Linked DNA regions of Homo sapiens: region 1 is linked to region 2. Evidence: chromatin loops called from intact Hi-C (ENCODE). Cell type or tissue: chondrocyte. All regions are shown on one strand. Each heading gives the region's core, and the rest is flanking DNA. Links, peaks and the distances in the headings are about the cores only. Region 1 holds the start of TTN (titin). Region 2 has its middle 150 kb from the start of SESTD1.

The links. Hi-C counts contacts between places; a loop is a spot of excess contacts. Peaks named below come from ENCODE experiments on the same cell type or tissue, not always from the same donor. Only the 100,000 strongest peaks of a DNase experiment are listed, where the experiment ranks them.
Region 1: it touches region 2 in a loop (2.9-fold over the local background); 5 of 110 quality-filtered maps call a loop at or near these places.

The regions. Positions count from the first base shown.
Region 1 is chr2:178,801,210-178,809,672 of GRCh38, forward strand. TTN (titin) reads right to left here and starts at 6,214. Exons shown (of 363, transcript NM_001267550.2): 1 at 6,003-6,214; 2 at 3,343-3,446; 3 at 929-1,132. The coding sequence starts at 3,433. In chondrocyte, for the core only: CTCF peaks have their summits at 3,711 and 3,911; no DNase peak of the experiment used is centred there.
Region 2 is chr2:179,407,658-179,416,120 of GRCh38, forward strand. No RefSeq gene overlaps it. Among named protein-coding and RNA genes, the nearest start is that of SESTD1, 150 kb to the left of the region's middle. In chondrocyte, for the core only: CTCF peaks have their summits at 3,417 (motif pointing right) and 3,641; no DNase peak of the experiment used is centred there.

The sequences.
Region 1 (8,463 bases), core at 270-8,269, 610 kb before region 2:
AAAACGTTAATCCCAATAATAACATTACTTCATTTTAATTGTGTTACAGAAAGGGGATTTTTTTGGTTATGTTGAAGGAAATTTTTTATAAGTGTGAGGAGTGAGTGGAATTAACTTTGACATGATTTTGAGTAATAAACAACAGCAGGTGCTGCCAACCCTGTGCATTTTCCATTTGTGAATTTTCTGGGTGCATGCTAAAGTTCTACCTGATGTTACTTGATGTGGTTTCTGCTTAGGTCAATTATAGCCCTATAATTGAACATCATTGAAGGTAAAGTTTATTGGATAAGCATATGTAACTTTACGTAGCTCATGTAAGATATTGTTATAAAACATGTAAAGGCATGCAATATTCTGTATACTAATGTCTCACTAGGTAGTAAAGGATAGAGAAAAACAACAGAGGCCACTAAGATTGGTGATAAGTTTTCTGGGGAAACAGTGTCATGCATTTGAATAATAAACAAGCATTTATTTTCTTCTGGGTATGTTTACATGCCTCTTAAATGGGTGGTCTGTAGACTACCGGCATCAGAATTATCTGGATGCTTGTTAAAGTGTGAATTCCTGGAGATTCACACTTCCCTGGAGAATATGTCTTATTCCTTAAAGGACTTATAAACAAGGCTCCAAGCTTTTCTACTTGCTGAGAAACATGATTTTTAATATTTCCTTAACATACTTTTGAGTGTTTAATATGTGTATTGAGAAACTGATTCTCAGTCACTTTTACGATGTACTCTAGAGGAAAATTAAATTCCAAAAGGCAAACAACTTGGTTATAAATAATTCAGCCTCCAGTAGACCCTTCTGTAGTTTAAGAGCTGCATCTACCTCTGCCCATAGCTTTTTCTGGACTCCTTTCCCAATTTGCTGGAGATGTCCTCTGGGGGAGCAGAGGATTGGCAGGTCCCCAGCAGCCTACCTTTCACGAGAAGCTCAGCAGTACTAGTCGCTTGTCCAGATCCATTGGTGGCTTTCAGGGAATATCGTCCACTGTTGGCTTTAGTCACGGCGGGGATCGTCAGTTTAGCGCGGCCATCGCTAAAGGAGATCTGCACGCCGGGCAGAGTGGAAGTGGAAATCACCTGGCCATCCCTAAACCAGCTCACCTCAGGAACTGGAAAACCTGAAGAGCAAGAACAATTCACCTTTATGTTTGAATGGGCACCACAAAGTCCTCTGCTCTGTCCCATCATGTTCACTGCCTTGTCCGAATCTGTAAAAGCTTTCCAGCATGGAATGCCACTTAATGATAGGGAAAACCCTACAGTTGCATGATCAGTGTGTAAACCTGCAGACCATTAGGAAGGCAGGAAGGGAGGAAACTGAGACCAAAAGAGGCCTAATGATTTTTCCAAGGTCCTTCAGCTAGCAGTGACACAGAGGGGACTAGAATTTCCATCTCCTGCCTGCCTGCCTAGGGCTCTATCTGATGCAATTTAATAGACAACATTAAAATCATGAAAGGGACTTATAAAAATGAAGAACCAAGGAAAATTTGAAATAAAGAGTGATTGTTGTCCTCTTTGAGAGCAAGTGAAGAACAAAAGCAGCAAACTGATCTCCAGTTTCTGCCTGACAAGCCCAGGAGGCATGCCCTCCTCCCTCCTCTGTGGTTACAGGGACACTGTCTTCTTGGACTCTTCTGCTTTCACAAGTGCAATCAGTAAAAACATTGTAACATGGACAAGCAATTTCTCATAAGAGACTAATCCAAACCTAGTCTTCCAGAACAACATGGATCATTGGAATTGCAGGTAGAAAGCCAAATTCTCTTTATCTGCCATAAATTGTAGAGCCAAGAACTACATGTCCATGGTTTGATGTTTTAAATATATTAAAACTCTGTACATTGAGAATGTACGAGGCACATTCAGGGCATGATTTATTTCACACTTGGCATAAAGGTTGATGCTCTATCTACTTACGCTGGTAGGTAAAGATAATCTAGAGAAAGTCTATTTTGTTGTTTATACATTAGCCCATCTCCCACTATGGCCAATTAAATAGTTTATTGGACTGATTTATGGGTATTGGATATTTTCAGTAGTGTCTTTGTAATAATTTATTTGCATATAGTTTGAAGGAACAAGAAGATATGAAGTAGCCAGATTCCACTACTTCTCAAGGAGGCAAATTCCCACTGAAGTCATATGTGTTCTGCTCAGTTCAGAAGTTACTGAGTGTTACCAGATAAATAGGTAAATTATTTGGAAGTCGGTAAGACTTATTTTCTATTGTACATATATAGACCAATGAAAAGGGAATTTCATTGGTCTATATATGTACAATAGAAAATAAGCAATGATTATATGATATTTGTACAATGTAAAAGAAAGTATTATCCAGTTATGAATAAGATTGGTGCATATAATAGAAAAAAAGAGAAAAAAAGAAATTTTATTTTATATCTTTATTATAAGCCATAAAATTTTAAAAAAGAAGTGGGCAATGAACCATGGAAGTGCACTAAATTAAGAATTAAGCATGATTTTTTTTAATCCGTATCCATCTTACATGGCTCGTTACAATACTACAGAAAGAGAAAATATTGATTAATTTTAAAATTATTTACAATATAGTTCATACACTACTCTCCATTTTTTCATAAGATGATACCATGCATTTTTTTGAACCATCCATAAACTGAGTTATGAGGAAGAAAAAGAAGGCAAAAAAGAGATGAACTTCCTTTCAGATAAAATTCTAGGGTTAGTGTTTGCTTCCTTTTAAATAGAGACACCCGAGAAGCATATTATTTTCTGTCATTTCAAAACGATTGGAAAGTCTTTTAATTCATTAGAATCACTCAATAAAGATTGAAAATAAAATAATAAAATAATGAGGAGTTGGTTAATTACTGAACAGCTCTGCCTCTGAGGAAAATTAGATGCACTGTTATTTTGCGTGTGAACCAACTGAAGTTCAGGTGTCCAGAGCAGGCAGCCCAGACTGCCTACCCCATGGCTCTGTGGCTGGCTTCTATTGGGCTTGAGTTCTTGGCTTCCAGTCTGGCTCTGCAGCTGAGCCCAAATATAGAATGACTAAATTTGGTCCTATTTAGTTGCTGGATTCTAACGGCAATTTTAATCCAACACTAATTATTTTTGCTTTGTGGAATAATAAATATGAATAAAACATTTCAAGCCATTATATTGTCAGATTTTGTCAGTACTCTGTGAATGGTATACCCTTAAAATGACCTTTCCATAGTGTTGGACTAATTTTCCGAAGTGAAAGCAGGGCTTAAACTTGGCGTCAAGTCCTGCAGCAACGTTAACTTACTGGAGAGGAGGCAAAGGAAAAAAAAACAAAAGTGTGAATGTGTGAGCTTACCACTAATGTGAGCCTCAAAGGTTGCGGTACTACCCTCCAGTACCACAACGCTTTGTAACGGCTGCGTAAACGTCGGTGCTTGAGTTGTCATCTTTCTAGGCACTCTGAAAAAGAAGAGAAAATAAATTAGGGTGTCCCAGCTAAGGGTCACTCTGGAGCTGCTTTGCAGATAGCAGAGACACACGTTTCTCCAAATGGATTGCTCCATAGGTCATCTGTGGGCCTAGAGTGATGGGCAGGTCTTCTCTTTTGTGGCTTGAACAGTTTTGCATAGTTCATCATTGAGTTGACTTAAAGCCTAACCCAAAGTAGCAAGTGTAAGGGGAAATGGAAAAAAGTATTAGCCAAACAGAACAAGGAATGAACCCTAGTGGTCAAAGAGGGAATATACAGTCTTACCAATGGTGGAAAACCAGGTTCAGAGTTGAAGAAGAAAACCACAGCAATGCAGGGTTAGTGAAGTGTAATTAGAGAGACAAGACATGTGATAAATGTAAAATAAACCTCTGGGCCTGGCGTGGTGGCTCATGCTGGTAATCCCAGCACTTTAGGAGGCCGAGGCGGGAGGATTACTTGAGGTCAGGAGTTTGAGACCAGTTTGGCTAACATGGTGAAACCCCTGTCTCTACTACAAATACAAAAATTAGCCAGGCGTGGTGGCCCATGTCTGTAGTCCCAGCTACTTGGGAGGCTGAGGCATGAGAATTGCTTAAACCCAGGAGGTGGAGGTTGCAGTGAGCAAAGATGGTGCCACCACACTCCAGCCTGGGTGACAGAATGAGACTCTGTCTCAAAAAAAAAAAAAAAAAAAAATTAAAATAAATAAACCTCTGCATCAGCTTAGTAAGTGAAAATTATTTTAAAAATTTTCCTTCTCCCCAATATTTTTCGTTCACTCTATATTTATAAAGTTGACATTGATTCAGACATTATCTGATTACTTAAAATAGTTGCCAGAAGTAAAAATCTGAACTTTGTAATCTCTTTCCTGACTGGAGAAGCTTTGGCAAGCCTTATCAAATATGCAAGCTTTTTGTAGACGGCATACGGTGCTTTCTATTTCTTAACATTTCTTCATACTGTAACTGTGCAGTAAATGTTGTTACTGCTGAAGTAAATATTCAGAAAAATTTAAATTTTAGTGAACAGGCCAAAGTTTATTATAGTTCTGAAAGAAAAATGCTGGCTTGAGTTCTTAATATGGAACAATTTGCAAACTTTGAATAATGGAAGGCTGGTGTAAAATGTAGATGAAGTGAAAAGGCCTATGCTTTCATAAAGTAAAATATTCAACATCAAAGAAACGAATATAAAATTTGCAGTTAAGTCATTTTGTTAAGTGCAAGAAAGTACTTTGCCTATCAGTTTCAGAGACATTATGTGAAGAATTTTCTGATGCATAAATACCTAATTATTCAACATGACTATTCTGTTCTGAAATAGAACATTTCTGAATTGTCAATCACTTCATTACTATTTTTCATTAAATTCTTTGTTTACTAAAACTTCATGGAGCAATAATCTTCTTAGTGATAATTCTGTTCCTTACTGTAACCTTCTACTTAGTTAAAAAAATGAAACCAGCATTCTCTGAGACAATAAAATTTATATTTGGAAAAATCAGATAATATCCAAAAGCTTTCATAAATTTTTTTTGTCAGAAACTCCTTTTTGTAGCATATTATCTTTGGGATGAACAACTTTCTGTGTCTAACTTTGTCTGTTTATAAGTTAGTATATCTAAAAATAGCTGTCCTCTTAGACATAGAATACCTAATTATATATCTATGTATTTACAGGCATTGACAATTAGTAATCAAATTCTAGGAAGATGAGAAATCAAAGTGTATTTAGAAGTAAGAAACCTTTCCTTTAAACATTATTTCTTACCCTTCTTAGTGTCAACATTTATCTCAAAATATATAATTGGACTGTGTGCTGAGTTAAAATGCATGAAGAGATTCTGAATATTTTAGAAAACAATTATATCATTTTATTCCAAATCTCCAACTATGTTGCAATTAACCAGCTTAAATTGATCTTACATTCCTATTGTCTAGGTAAATTTTATTGCCTTAGCACTTGCTCTTCACAGGCCTTTGTCTAACTGGGGCTGAAGGTATGCGTCTAAAATGTCATGCTCTTAAAATAAACTCTCCTAAACTCTCCAAGGTTGACTGACAGCAGGCAAGTGTTCTGTCACTGTCCTGCAACTGATACCTCAGCAGTTGATTCCCTTAAAAAGTCATCAGGGTGTAGCTGATACCACATGCATTTTATCAGAGCTATTCTTGGTGTGCTTAACTTTATCATTGAGTAATATAACCTTGAACATTCTCAACAGGCAAAGAGAGTCTAGAAAAGAAGTAAACATTTCTCTCAACATTTCAGACCTCAACTTTTAGAATATTAAGTGAACTTAAACAATTTGAATCATGGAATCATTTAGCTGATATAATAAAGCTTTCAACTTTTTAAGGAAAAATGTTCAGACATTTTAAAATAGAATTTAACAAGCAGATTTAAATAATGGGTCAGCACTGGCAAGAAATAGTCATACAAACACTTGTACATAGGCATTTAGCACACACAAATAATCCAGAGCCAGAGATCAATAAGAAAGTGACTCTACTATTAAAATAAGAAAAGTTGCTGCTCACCTGATTTCTCAAGAGTGCCTAAAAAGGGTGGGACTAAGCCCAAGGTTGCTTCTGAAACGACGTCCTATGGAGAGTTGGTTTTTCTGACCATCTCCGACATGAATCGGTGAGCCTCTAATCCTAAAAACAAAACTACACAGTCAAGACTGTGTAGTTTTGCTTTTCTATGCAATCCCTACACCCGAGGCGAGGCTGGGAATGCACGACTGCTCAAGAGCCAGGGTCTGGCCTGCCCTTATATTCACCAGATCTGCTGACAGCCCCACATCCTTAGGCAGGGCCCTGGGTGATTGGCTGTCTTAGGAAAGCATGATGGGAGAGGACCTATTTGGTAGTGTCACATACCACCTGTTCTTCTGATTGACAGTGCTAAATTTAGTACCTCAAAGGAGACTTCACCAAGGAAATAGAACTGTATTTAAAGAATAACTGTGTTGAGGCTCAGAGAAGAGCATTGGTTGCTGATGTTAAAATCCGAAAATGCAGGTTTAAAGAGGTGTGACAGTAGATAGCACTTGTGGGCAGTCATACAAAAGAGCCCCAAACCTGAGGACTGTGCCCTGAGTCAGGCCCCAGTCCTGTTCCCTTCCCCCATAAAACAAACCAAATGGACCTGTCAATCATGACAGCAGATGAGGAAATTTATCTCAAGCATAAGGCTTCATGTTCTCTGAAGAATCAGTTGCTATAAACCTTAACGTTGAAGAGAGCTCATTTGTACTACCTACATTCTCCAGAATCCACTTGTATTTCGGGGACAGTTACACTGATGTTAATGAGCTTATTGCTTATACAACCCTGCAAGATATAATGTTGAAAGGCAAAATTGGAACTCTGCTTAGGTTAGTCTGTACAGTACAATGATTTCACCTTTGTCAGATTTCATTTTTGTCTGGCATTAATATTTACAAATATGTGTGTACTGCTCCTTAGTAAGTAGCCAGGTCTTATGCTTAAATCATCCATAAGGTTCCTTTTCCAGACACATGAATGCTGTTCTGCTAATCTCTGGAGTTTGCTGTTACTAATGGGAAGTGGATAGGAGGTGATATAGTTGCTATTTTAGGACTGAATTTAATTTCAAGCAAGAGATATTTCAAATAAAAAAGAGCACACCAAAAGATCTTTATAATGACTCAGCTGAGAGATTTGTGAAACTCTACTTAGAGGGAGGAAAATTGTCTTGTTGATAATGGAAAGAGACTTTTATCAATAAAAGAGACTAAAATTTTTAATTTAAGTTAAATTTCTTTATGTCTGTAATAAAAATATTCCCTGTTATGGAAGAATTTGGCCATGCATTAAACTTTTCAATTTCTTGAGTATTTCATATCTTGTATTTATTTATATAGTGATTAATATGTTAATGTTTAACAGTTTAAATTTACTGACAACTAATGTAGTATAGTTATGTTAACAAGATGACGCCATGTACTTATTTAAACATTTTTCTCCTTTACTTAAGTGGTGGTATCTGTATTGGTGGCACCATTTCCACCCCCATAGATGGCATCTGCTATAATTCTATTTGATTGCTTTATTCAGAAACAACTGGTTTCATATTATATACTTTGAAAATTATTCCCACTGAGAGATTTGTGTTACAAAGAATCTGCCAGTCATAAGGCAAAGAAACACTAGAAATGTATGATCTTTCTGTTTTGGAGTGTTCACCAATTGGCTATCTATTTAAGATACGTTTGTGCATATTTGTGTGTGGGTATGTAGTGTGCGTGTGTGTATTTTTAGACTCATTTGACCTAATGTGAAGCACATTAATGTTACGTTATGTTTGTTGGAACTAAAGTCAAATCATTTTAATTCTTACGGGAACTAGAGGGAAGAAGTGACTATAATCTGGAAGCCTGCGTCATCTTGACATGATGCAATTCAGGTAACTCAAGAGCCAAGAAGATGGACCATATGTTATAAACATAAAGTCAAGTGTCTGTCCTCTTAAGCTGATTGTCTAGTCACTGTTCTTAGACTTTTCTAGACCCTGCCTGCCAGCCTACATCTTTCTCCCGAGCTGGATGCTTCCTGCCCTCGAACATCGGACTCCAAGTTCTTCAGTTTTGGGGCTTGGACTGTCTCTCCTTGCTCCTCAGCTTGCAGACAGCATATTGTGGGACCTTGTGATTGTGTGAATTAATACTTAACAAACTTCCCTTTATATAAATATATATATGTATGTATATATTCTTCCCTATATACATATTAGTTCTGTCCCTCTAGAGAACCCTAATACACCTTGCAATATTGTCAAGATCCTTGCCTTTAGGCCTTTATATGTTTATGTGACATTCAGAATTAAGAAAAGAAAAAAATGAATGAACAAAAGAAAAAAGAAGAAAGAAAAGGAAAGAAGGGACCAGTTAGTAAATAACTAATATGCTGCTCTGAAAAAGAGTTCTTATTATTGGAATAGTAATGGACAGTATATGATATCATGGTATGCATT
Region 2 (8,463 bases), core at 100-8,099:
CGAGGTGGCTGGGATGTTTACCTTTACCTTCACGGGTCAAGGGCAAATGGAAGGTGGTGAAGCCAACCAAGTACTCCTGCTATCCTAAAGAGTTTCAGCCTATGAGAGTAAAAGACCTGCAGAACGTTGATAAGAACATGCAGAGATTTGGGAGTTGGGACTTTAGAACAGGAGAAAGAGTTTAGTAAAGCATCTGTAATCCATGTGGAAGGTATTGAGAGGGAAACAAAAGGGAAGGAGAATTTGTAAGATGTTTACAATACATAGAGGAGGCACTAAATGTAAATTTTATATAACAACTTTACATAAATCTGTCAATTTTTAGTAAAGCTAAAAATGCAAATGTTCTACAAGTCAGTATATTCACTCCTGTAGAATTCACGTACACATACACAAAAACGTTCATAGCAGCATTGTCAGCAGTAGCAAAATATTGGAAATACCATAGATATCTGTTGATGTGAGGTCTTAGTGTTTTGTGTTAATATAACAGAATATCACAGCCTGGGTAATTTACAAGTAATAGAAGTTTATTTGGCTCACAATTCTGAAGGCTAGCAAGTCCAAGATTAAGGATCTGCATCTGATGAAGAATTTCTTGCTGCATTGTAAGACGGTGGAAGACATTGCATGGTGACACAGCATGTGAGAGAGAGAAGAGAGAGAGAAAGAGAAAGAGAGAGAGCGCCAAACTCATTCTTTTATAAGGAACCACTCCCATGGTAACTAACCCATTCCCATAACAGCAATAATCCATTCATGAGGGCATCTGTTCATCACCTCTGAAAGATTCTACTTCTCAACACTGTTGCATTAGGGATTAAGTTTCTAATATATGAACTTTGGAAGACACATTCAAACCATAGCCTATGAGAATAGATAAATAATTGTGAAATGGTCATAAAAAGGAACACTATACAGTAGTGAAAATTAGTGAGCCAGAGCTACATATTTTAACATGACTGAATCCAAAAACATAGTGTTGAATAAAATGAAGCAACTTAATGTGGTACTATATGCATTCACACAAACACATACACACACATATATGTGTATATATATATTTTAAACTTTATATGTATATAAAGTTTATATACATATAAAGTATATATAAAAATATAAATATATAATATTTATATATATTATATATATAAAGTTTAGATATATACAAAATTTATATATACATAAAGTTTAAAATATGTATAACCATGCCATTAAGGCTATTTAAGAATATAGTAAAAGAATAAAGAAATATATGGAAATAATCAATACTAAAATTATGAAAAGGGTTATTGCTGGGAAGAAGAGAAGGGTATCCTATTTGAGGTAGGTACTCAGTGGCATAACCTCTATTAGCACTTTTTTCTTAAGATGGGTAGTGGGGACATTTGTGTTTGTTGCATTATTCTTTGTTCCTGTATATATATCTTATTTTATAAGAAGGATTCAAAACATTAAAATTAAAGGCAAACTAGCACTCAAAAGACTGAGTGAGTATTAAAACATATTAAAAAAGAAAATTCATTGATGAAACTTCTACCAACACGGTGATCTACATTAACATAGATGAGGTCTTCATAATATAACCCATAAAAATGTTTGATAAAAGATACACTTAAAACATTTGTAATATATAATCAAGCTCAAAATAAAGAGAAATCTGTGTACCAGATGAAAAGAGAAAAATCAAAACTAAAGCAGTGAGCAAAGACTGTAACCAGACTGAAGCTTCTGCTGGGATTCTAATGCTTCCTTAGAGCAGGTGACATGGCCTCAGTCCTGAGAAGATACAGAAAATGGAACTGACACTGCTGGATAAATGTTGGATCTTGGATGTACTGCCCTATTTGTTAAAGGGGGACCAGAAAAACTCTGCCCTTGACTGGGAGAAAGAGTGAAAATGTTTTTATTTGTCCTGTGTTTTCAGTAGAAAAGAAGTCATGTATTAGAAATTATAACCTCAAGTTTGTACCACACTTAGATATGGGGTATACATTTGTAGTACTTCATGGCTTGGGAACTCACAGCGGAGAACATAACATAAAAACATAGTTGAATCTTTGAAATCTATTGGGTTCTAGAAGAAACAAGTGTAAAACTATTCTGTAAGATACTTTCATGACAAAAGAATTCAATAATAATAATAATAACTCCTTCTGGAGATTATCTCACAATAAAAAATATAAATGACACACAAAATAAATTAGCTGAGCATCAGCAAATACAACAAACAAGATAATTAAGACCTTGAGAATTGCAGATACTAATCCAAAAAGAATTAACATAAGACTTTCAAAATACTTAGAGTTAAAAAGGAATAGGAACTATTGTGAAAAAGGACACTATGAAAAAGAGAAGGGGTTGATTTTTGTTGTTTTTTTTTTTTTCAGAGACAGGGTCTAGCTCTGTTGCCCAGTGATGGACATGTTGCCCAGTGATGGATAGAGTGGACAGTAATACTGTATCACCCACCATGGGGCAATAGTGTGGTGCGTGGAGCCTTGAATTATTATTATTAATTAAAATAATTTCTTTAAAAATATTTGTATCTTAATATCATCTGTGAATAAACAATTCATTTTCTTAATTTCCAATCCTTATTTGTTTTTATTTATTTTCTTCCCTTACTGTGCTAAAAGAGGACAATATAGGTGGGCTAGGAAGGGGTATCTCAATGTGCAAGAACCCAAGCATCATGTTGAATAGAAGTGTTTATAGTAGTTATCTTTTTTCTCAATACTGATTTTTAAGTGAAAAATTTATAAAATTTCTCCTTTGAGAAAATTTATCCTTTAAGAATGCCATTGAGTAGTTTTTGGTAGATACAATTTTTCAGATGAGGAAGTATATTTTTTACATGAATTTTCTAGTATCTGGTTGTTTTCTAGCAGGAGGAGACTTTAGATTTATCTAGTTAGTGAGAATGCTTGAACATTCATTTTTTTTACCCAAACTCCACACTCACCTAGTTCTGAAGAAATCGATATCATTCATGGAAGGAAAGAGGAAGTTGGTGACTTAACTGCTCTTATAATTAGAAGTTTCTGGCCAGCCCCACTGCTGGGTACTGGATCCCCTAGACACTTAGCGGCTCTTGCAGTGTTCAGTAATTGCTATTTGGGACTTTTTTGTTTTTTCAAAAAGTAGCATGCTAGGGACTGGAGAAGTAGACTTACAGTGGACAGTAGAAACATCAATAAATGATAAGTTGTGGAAACTGCTGATGATTGAGAAATACTGCCAGTTAAATGAGGGTCTAAACTGCCTGGTCTATGGCAAAATACTTCACTGTTCTAGAGAGAGCGTAGGTTAGAGTAGGCAGTTACTGCAATTCATGTATGAAATTAATAACCAAACTTGAAGAAATATTCCATCTAGATGTTCAGCCTGGAAAAGCTACTTTACTCTATCATCCACCAGGGGGCAATAGTGTGGTGCTTGGAGCCCTGAAGCTCTTGAATGCTAATGTTGAACCGCGATTTGGGATCCAGGCAACAGAGCCATCTTGAAGCACAGCCAGTGAGGCCGGTATTCTTCCTCTCCTATTAAAGTGGGGCTCCCAGGTAGGTGTCTCAACACTGACCAGGCTGACAGTGGGGCACGATGTGTCACAGGGGGATCATAAGTTTCTCTACCACTCAATAGGCATTTTTCAAACTCTTCTGTGGTTGAGACAGCTTCGGTAATCATTCTTGAGCTGCACAGAACTTTGGAGGTGGGAAATAGCCCCAAGTTTGTCTCAACTGTGGTGAAGAGTGACATGACTTAAAGACAAAATGGAGTCACTTTCTAGACAGGACTTGTAAGGGGCCAGGATTCGATCCTTACGTTTGCTCCCTGGGAAGTCCCCTTTCTCCCAGCTCCCAAGTTTGTGATGGGTTAGGCACACTCAAGAAGAGACCTGCTCACTAAGTAGAAGGTCTACTTAGTGACCTTCAAACAAAGTAGAAGGGAAGAAAGGAGAGGAACATGAACAGATGTAGCAAACTTCCCTCTCTGAAAAGAACCGGAAATATTTAACTGAAAGGCAGAGTATTTTTTTTTTAAGGTGGAGTCTCACTCTGTCTCTCAGACTGGAGTGCAGTGGCACGACTTGGGCTCACTGCAACCTCTGCCTCCCAGGTTCAAGTGATTCTCCTGCCTCAGCTTCCCTAGTAGCTGGGACTACAGGTGTGCACCACCACACCCAGCTAATTTTTTGTATTTTTGGTAGAGGTGGGGTTTCACCATGTTGGCCAGGCTGGTCTTAAACTCCGGACCTCAAATGATCCACCCGCCCCTGCCTCCCAAAGTGCTGGGCTTACATGTCTGAACCACTGTGCCCGGCCTGAAACACAAAATGTTTAATTACCTGGATGTTGGAGTTTTAGGCTGGGAGTAAGGTTGGTTATCTGTTAACCCCCACAGCAGGTATGACACAGGACAGGAAGATGTAGATGGGGGAAAAGGGGGTATCCCCATGCGCAGCAACAGAAGTGCCATGAGTATCTCACTACACACCCACTGGGGTGTAGTGGATATGAGATCAAAAGGTGTGTTCACATCCTTGTTACAATAACGCTAAGATGTAAATGAAGGCATTTAACCTACTCTTAAACAGGTCGATGACTTCAGCCTTTCAGCATTAATTTTGTGTTCTACTGCTTACTCATCTCCCTTGGTTGCTTTACCCTCCCCCTTCTCCAATTTCTCAGTAACAGCTGAAACTTGGTGCTTGTGGAAAGATAAAAAGCTCTAGGTTGGTTGAATAAATAAGAAAATAAACTTTTGTCACAGTTAGAATAGTTCAGATTTTAACAAGCCTGGCTATATTGTGTCTGGGGCTCAGGGCAATAAGAATGTGGGCCTCTTGCTCAAAAGCAGGAAAGATTTCCATTGAAAATACTAATATATAAAGCTTTTCCTTTTGAAGTAATTTTATTAATTATGATACCCAATAGGGGTAATCATCATTTTAAGAAAAATTTTAAGTTATTAGCATAAATTTAACTATTCAACTTGATATTATGCAATGCCAGTTTTAATAAGTGTATTTAACTCATTTGCAGAATTACCAGTATTTTGTAGTTCGTGTATGCATATGTGTTTAATTCCTGCCTGAACAGTTGAAATACAAAAAAAATTGCTCTATTCACTTCTTGTTACACACACATTCTGCCAACATTCTATCTTTGACTCACTGATGAATAAGAAATATCTCAAAGAAAAAGAAACTTTAGGTTATTCTATCTTTTCCTTTAAAAATATTTTTAGGCCGGGTGCAGTGGCTTATGCCTGTAATACCAGCACTTTGGGAGGCTGAGGCGGGCAGAGCACGAGGTCAGGAGATCGAGACCATCCTAGCTAACATGGTGAAACCCTGTCTCTACTAAAAATACAAAAAATTTTAGCCAGGCGCGGTGGCGGGTGCCTAGTAGTCCCAGCTACTCTGGAGGCTGAGGCAGGAGAATGGCGTGAACCCAGACGGCAGAGCTTGCAGTGAGCCAAGATCGCACCACTGCATTCCAGCCTGGGTGACAGAGCGAGACTCTGTCTGAAAAAAAAAAAAAAAAAAAAAAAAAATATATATATATATATATATATATATATATATATATATATATATTTTTTTTTTTTTTAATGTAAACTTTAGCTAACACAGGGAAGTAATGTGAATAAGAAAGGATATGATAGCATTCTTTGGATATTTGTGTTTTTAGATTAGTTATTTGGATTACTTTCTTTGTTTGAAGCAAGTTCTGGTTTAAATTAATAGCACGGACTCTCAGGGTCCCCACTTACTCTTAGAGTCTTAGGTGTGTTTATATAGAATGAGCATGAATTCTGGTAAACCCACAATGGATGTGAGTTCAGTAATAGTATATTATTGTCATGTTAATTATATTCCCTGATTATGAAGAAATATATAGCATATTTTCATATGCTTATTGGCCATTCAAGTATTATTTTCTCTGAATTGCCAGTTTATAAAATTTACCACTCTCTCCCTTTTTCTTTTTTGCCTGATGCTGAGGTTTGGGCTTCCAGTGATCCTATCACTCAAGTAGAAAACATAGCACCTGGTAAGTAGTTTTTCAAACCTTCCCCAACTCCCTCACCTCTTTCCCCCTTTTGGAATCCCCAGTGTTTATGTTTCCATCTTTGTGTCCATGAGTACCCAATAGAACAACTTCAAATGAACAACTTAACCTTACCCCTAAAGGAACTAGAAAAACAAGAACAAACTAGATTCAAAGTTAGCGGAATAAATAACTAAAAATCAGAGCAGAACAAAATGAAATTGAGAACCAAAAAAAAAAAAAAAAAATAGGACCAACAAATTGAAAGTTGGTTTTTCGAAAGGATAAGCAAGATTGATAGAGCACTAGTTAGATTAATAAAGAAAAAAAGAGGGATGATTCAAATAAGTACAATCAGAAATGACAAAGGTGACATCACACCAATCCCACAGAAATACAAAAGATCCTCAGAGACTATTATGAACACCTCTATGCACACAAACTAGAAAATCTAGAGGAAATGGATAAATACTTGGAAATACACAATCCCCCAAGACTGAACTAGGAAGAAACAGAAATCCAGAATAGACCAATAATGAGTAATGAAATTGAATCACTGATTAAAATAAACTACCAACTACAAAAAGCCCTGGACAAGATGGATTCATAGCCAAATTTTACTAGACGTACAAAAAGAGCTGGCACCAATCCTACTTAAACTATTTCAAAAACTCAAAGATGAGACTCCTCTTTAATTCATTCAATGAAACCAATATCATCCTAATACCAAAATCTTGCAAAGATGCAACAACAACAACAAAAAAGAACACTTCAGTCCAATATCCCTGATAAACCTAGATGCAAAAATCCTTAACAAAGTACTAGTAAACTGAATCCAGCCTTCGCACATCAAAAAGTTAATTCATCGTGGTGAAACGATCAAGTGAGCTTTATTAGTGGGATGCAAGGATAGGTCAACATGTGCAAATCAATAAATATGATAAACCACATAAACAGAATAAAAAACAAAAACTGTATGATTATTTCAATAGACGCAGAAAAACATTCAGTAAACTCCAACATCCCTTCATGGTAAAACCCTCAAACTGAACATTGATGAAACATAACTCAAAATAGTAAAAGCCATCTATGACAAACCCATAGCCAACATCATACTGAACAAATACAATTTGGAAGAATTCCACCTAAGAACAAGACAAGGATGTCCACTCTTACTTCTTCTATTGAATATGGTACTGGAAGTCCTAGCCAGAGCAATCAGGTAAGAGAAAGAAATGAAAGGCATCCAAATAGGAAAATAGGAAGTCAAATTATCTCTTTGCTGATGATATAATTCTATACCTAGAAAACCTGAAGATTTCACCAAAGGACTCCTAGACCTGATAAATGACTTCAGTAAAGTCTTAGACTACAAAAATCAACATACAAAAATCAGTAGCATTTCTATACATCAATAACATTCAAGCTGACAGCCAAATCAAAATTGTAATCCCAATTAACAAAAAATAAAATACCTAGGAATACATCTAATCAAGGAGGTGAAAGATTTCTACAAGTAGAACTACAAAACACTGCTGAAAGAAATCATAGGCAACACAAACAAATAGAAAAAATCCCATGCTTATGGATTAGAATAATCAATATTTTTAAAATGTCTATACTACCCAAAGCAATTTATGAATTTGGTGCTATCCCCAACATATTACCAAAGTCATTTTTAGAAAAAACTATTCTAAAATTCATATGGAACCCCAAAAGAGCCCAAATAGCCAAGGCAATCCTAAACAAACACAACAAAGCTGGAGACATCACTCTACCTGACTTCAAATCATACTACAAGGCTACAGTAACCAAAACAACATGGCACTGGCACAAAAATAGACACATAAAACAATGGAACAGAGTCGAGATCACTGAAATAAAGCTGCATTCCTACAACCAACTGATCTTTGACAAAGTTGACAAAAATAAACAATGGGGAAAGGATATTCTATTCAATAAATGGTGGTGGGAAAACCAGCTAACTGTATGCAGAAGAATGAAACTGGACCTCTACCTATCACTGTATAAAAAAAAATTAACCCGAGCTGGAATAAAGATTTAAATATAAAACCTAAAACTGTAAAAATTCTAGAAAAAAGTAGGAAGTAGGAAATACTCTTCTAGACACTGGCCTAGGCAAAAAATTTTTGACTAAGTCCTCAAAAGCAAATGCAACAAAAACAAAAATTGAAAATTGGGATCTAATTAAACTAAAGAGCTTCTGCACAGCAAATGAAATTATCAATAGCATAGACAGACAACCTACAGAATCGGAAAAAAAATATTTACGAAGTATGCACCCCACAAAGTCTAATATCCAAGGCTGGGCATGGTGGCTCATGCCTGTGATCCCAGCACTTAGAGAGGCCGAGGCAGGAGGATCACCTGAGTTCAGGAATTT